2 separate regions of the Mus musculus genome follow, and region 2 is linked to region 1. Evidence: chromatin loops called from intact Hi-C (ENCODE). Cell type or tissue: heart. All regions are shown on one strand.

Region 1 (2,500 bases):
CAAAAATATTAGGATCAGGAGAAATAAAACTAGTCAGCACGAAATACCATGATAGGTTTTATTTGTTCCTGTTTATTTCTTTTCTGCTTGAACTTCCTGTGCCTGGGTAATCACTTTGTCCTCTGAGCTTTGTGCTCCTTTGGCCAGTGCATAAGACATGTCTTAGGAGACGTGTCAACATACATCCGTGATTTGATCCTTTACAATGCTTGTGACCTTCCTCAGAATGAAAGTGCCCTAATAACGTCTTTTCTTATGCCAGAATGCCAGAATACAAAGATATATCAAGACAAAACCACAGAAGCCTAGCAGAACCACACTCATGTAACTTAAGCCCAAAATGAATGCTGTTGGGCTTGGGATGTAGCTCAATTGGTAGAGTGCTTGCCTAGCATGCATAAGGCCACGAGTTAAATCTTTGGTACCACATGAACCCGGTATTGTGATGAACACATGCAATCTCAGCTCTGCAGGAGGAGGGACAAATTCAAGGCCTACCTAGATGCCACAGTGAGCTATCCTGGGCAACTTAATGAGACCATATTTCAAATAGAATTTAAAAAGAGGGAGCTGGGGAACATAACTCAGCGAATTCTCCCCTTTAAGACTCAGACATGTCCCCAGATGGTGACTATTTGGGAAGCATTAGGAGAGACGGCCTTGATGCCAGAAGTAAGTCATTATGGGTAGGGCTTTAAGTTTCAAAAGACTCATGCCATTTGGTGTCTATTCTGCTTCCTGATGGGGGTTCTAGATATGAGTTCTCAGCTACCACTCCAGCTGCCTGACACCTGCTGCCTTTCCCTCTGCCACCCTGTACTCTAACCCTCTGGAACTCTGTGCATTGGTGTTTTGTCACAGCAGTCAAAAAGTAAATAAGGGGCTGGAGAGGTGGCTCAGCAGTTAAAAGCACTGGCAGTCCTTGCAGAGGAACTGGGTTTGATTCCCAGCCAGCTCACAGGGATGGGCAACTATCGTTCTAGGGAATTCATTGTCCTCTTCTGGCCTCTGTGAGGACTGCATGTACACGGTGAAGACACACATGCAGCTAAAATACCCAAACACATAAAGATAAATGGTAAAACACAATTTTTAAAAGATAAAGAGAAAACTAGTAAGACAGTGTTCTAAGGGTCCTTGGTCTTCATGCATGGTTCCTTAGACCCTTAAAGCAAGTGCTGCCGACGGGCACAGTGGAGGCTCCAGGATTTCTATGGTCCAATTTCAGGATTCACATGGTCTCACTGCTGCCATCTCCTATTGCTCGAAATGCTTGCACACCACTTACACTAAAGAGGAGGGGGTACAGACATACCATTGCTGTAAAGTATGTTAAAGAATTTGTAGCTGTGCTTTTAAAACATGATTATGAAAGGAGCTACCACACGAAATGAGAGAGAAGAAATCCAGGGATGAGAGTCATATATATGTAATTCTTAGAAGAATAATATTCAGCTTTAATTTTATGATGATTAAAATAGAAAACAAAACTGTTCTTTCCCCTAAAGCCATAAACAGCAGGATCTCTTTCTGTTTGATGCCTGAATCTAGTAGCCTAATGTGTAAACCGAAAGTGTTTTTATTTACTCTGGAATGTCTCCTCCTCTTTCCTTTTGATACAATTCTAATCTCTTGTGGGTGAATAATTGCAGTTCACGTCAGAATAGAGAAGCAAATCTTTCCTAAACCAACTCTCATGACTTTGTTTGGAAGCATGTTTTTAGGCATTCACATAAAAACCACAAAAATGTGTGTGTGTGTGTGTGTGTGTGTGTGTGTGTGTGTGTGTGTGTGTGTGTGTGTTGGGTTTCCTTTCATTATCGGCTGCTGAGAAAGTGGGATAGGTGGAGACTGGAATGCAAACACTGGAAAGTCTCCACAGTCAACTGAAAGGTTGGGAACAAGAGGCAGGCAGAAGCTAAGCACATTTGCAGAGGGCAGACTTCCCCAGCAAGCAGGAAGTAGAAAAGTTCACAAGTTCAGTGAAGAGGACATTCAGAACCAACCTCTTGGGGACACATTATCGCCTCCATTGGACACATATTCTTCTTAATGTATAGCAGCTGCCTTCACAGAGCTCTGGGGGAGTTTCTAACCCTAGTGGAAGGCAGAATTCACAGAGATTGTACCTGCTCTGTGTTTTAGAACTGGAAGGAAAATGGTCTTTCCTGAGTGTTCCCAATGGGGGCAAGGAGTTTGCCTCACTGAGGTTCTCTCTTCACATTGATTTCTCAGTAGGGTCAGTGGCCATTGATGTTTTGTCGCTTGTCCTAAGTAAATGTGAAGTCTGTCATTACAGGGGGCCTCACAGAAGGAAGGTGTTAAGCTGCAGACTTAGGATGAAATCCCAGCCAACAGCTGCAACCAACACTGTAATTTTAGACTGAAGTCCAAGTTCAAGAGATTACCCAGAAACAAAGGAGACTGCTATTCTTCTAGGGACAGAGTAGCCAGCAGCTCCCCCCTCCCGCACCCTCCCCCCAGGATGTTAAAGTTCAAC
Region 2 (2,500 bases), 57 kb after region 1:
TCACTGAATTCCAGGCTAGCCCGGACTACATAATGAGATCAAGGTTGGCCTGGGCTACATAATAAGATAGAAAATTAAAAAGGAATAGCAAACACAAAGCAATAACAAATGGTGTATTTGAATTGCTGTTTGTCACCCTCACCAACACTGGTTTTTGTGCTTTGTTTAAATGAGATTTGCTGTTATGGGTGTGGTTTTTATTTGCATTTCCCTAATGACTCATTATGCTGAACAACTTCTCATGTGGGTATTAACTACTTGAAAAGCTACTTTGGAGAGATATCTTTTTAAAGTCTTATTCCCTCTTAATTTCTTTGTTTTTTTTTGTTGTTGTTGTTTGTTTGTTTGTTTGTTTTTTTCTTTTTTTAAGACATGGTTTCCCTATGTAGCCCAGGCTGGCCTGGAACTTGTTATTTTCACTCAGCCTCCCAAGAACTGTATTATTGCTTCATGTATCTTTCTTATTTATTAATTTATTGATGTATTCATTCATTGTCAGGTCTCAGGAATCTCAGGCTGGCTTCAAATTCCATATATAACCAACATCAGCCATGAACTTCTAATCCTCTTCCCTGTTCCCAAGGGCTAATATACAGCACCACATGCAGTTTGATGCTGTCATAGGGATCAAACCCAGGGATTCACACATGCCAAGCAAGCACTCTGCCAACCAGGCTGTTAATCCATTGCAAACCCCTCATCACCTTGCCTGGTGACTTCCATATCTATCTTTTCAGCTTTTTACTTAAAGCCTCAGCTTTCTACCCCCTACAAATTTGGAAGTTTCATGAGGTGCTAAATACCCAGTACCCAACAAGGGATCTGGAAAACGGTAGACAGCCCATCAATGCCATGACTAATTGCATTATCTGCATCCTTACTGTGTAAATGCAGCCTTCAGAAATAACAGGAGAGTCATGCTTCTATATATAGCTCTGTTTCTTCTGAGCTCACTGAATCTCTGTACAATCAGCTTCGACTTCTAATAGCATCTCACTTGGGTGTAACAAGCACTCCATTTGATATTTGGATGTTCAGTTTGTTTTGATGGTGCTAGTATAAGAAATACTAAGTATGAGCCTTTTCTAATCAAATAGTATAAAGTTTGTGTTTTAAGACAAGGAATTCAAATATATATATAAATCTTCTGTACCTTGTATGACTTTTATGTAAAAGTTTTAATCCCCCTCCTGTCCAGCAAAATCTTTGTTCATATGAAAGCTCCCAGCTACATTCCAGGAATTTGGTGGCCTGAAGCAGTGACCCTTTTCCCTTTAGAACAACAGCCCTTTCCCCCTCCCTCCTTCATTTCCTCTGCACAAATTCTTTTCAGACTAGCCAATCAAATAAGACTCCGAGGTCAGACCTCAGCCAAGGAGGAAATGACACAGATACCACCTGTGTTAGAATAAAACCAAGTGTACTTCCTGTCTCTGTGTGTTCATTCCTCTGAGCACAACCTATTGATCAAGAGTGAAATTTGCCTTGTTCCACAACCGTCTCTTTCTTTTTGACTGTGAAATGTGTTTTTAACCCTGAGGTGGGAACTCGGGGCCTCTAGCATGTTAGTTAGGCAGGCATTCTACCATCTAACCACCCCTGCTCTAAAAAGTCTCTTTCTAGTTTCAGTATCAAAAGATTGGGTTGAGATGAACTGGTGAAACTTAGCTCCATAAACTTGGATGTGTTTGTTGTCCCTGTGATCCTTTTACCCATCCCTATGCTGCTTAATTCTCTGATATGCCACAATACATCAGAGTTGAAGGAAAGGGGAGAGGGGAGTGACTGTGTTCTAAAAACATGTTCTTTCAGAGTAATGTGAGAGAGGGTGGAGACTGAATGATCTTTGCTTGGCTTGAGCTTGACAAGTCTATCCCACAGCACTTTACAAATTAGTCCTGAAGCTTAATCAAATAAAAACAACTGTGCACAATATTGCCCTTTCAAAAAAGAGTTCGTCTGAACTATTTACACAGTGATCAAAAAAAGTTATAAAAGAATGCTTTGGGTTTTCATGTTGAAAATCAGACCTCACGCCCATTGGGTCTTCTTCTTCTTCTTCTTCTTCTTCTTCTTCTTCTTCTTCTTCTTCTTCTTCTTCTTCTTCTTCTTCTTGCTTGACTGCATGAGCACTTCAAGATCTATGAGACTGGATCAGCAAGATGTGTAAGCAAACCTCATGATTTGAGTTCAATCCCCAGGACCCATACAGTAGAAAGAGCGAACCAACTCAAGTTGTCCTCTGTTCTCTATAAGCACACTGCTGGGGTTCAACAACAGCACACACAATTAATTAATTAATGCCAGTTTTTTTTAAAGCCCCAATTAGGTCATCTCAAAGGAAAATCAACTTCGTAAAAATCAAGAATTCAGTGAACAAAGTGGGAAATAAGTACTGACTAAGAGAATCTATGTCCACTAATATCCACTACTATTTGATTAACATATATTTTATTATAATCATGATGATGATAATTTTTCATGTTTGCTTTAGGTTCAT

The links. Peaks named below come from ENCODE experiments on the same cell type or tissue, not always from the same donor. Only the 100,000 strongest peaks of a DNase experiment are listed, where the experiment ranks them.
Region 2: it touches region 1 in a loop (2.8-fold over the local background); 2 of 42 quality-filtered maps call a loop at or near these places.

Annotation. Positions count from the first base shown.
Region 1 is chrX:167,030,941-167,033,440 of GRCm38, forward strand. No RefSeq gene overlaps it. Among named protein-coding and RNA genes, the nearest start is that of Gm8817, 38 kb to the right of the region's middle. In heart, a CTCF peak has its summit at 1,021 (motif pointing left); a DNase peak (open chromatin) is centred at 1,921.
Region 2 is chrX:167,087,724-167,090,223 of GRCm38, forward strand. It overlaps Gm15232 (predicted gene 15232), which reads right to left. Exons shown (of 4, transcript NR_168066.1): 4 at 454-2,149. Among named protein-coding and RNA genes, the nearest start is that of Gm15232, 13 kb to the right of the region's middle. In heart, no CTCF peak of the experiment used is centred here; a DNase peak (open chromatin) is centred at 1,318.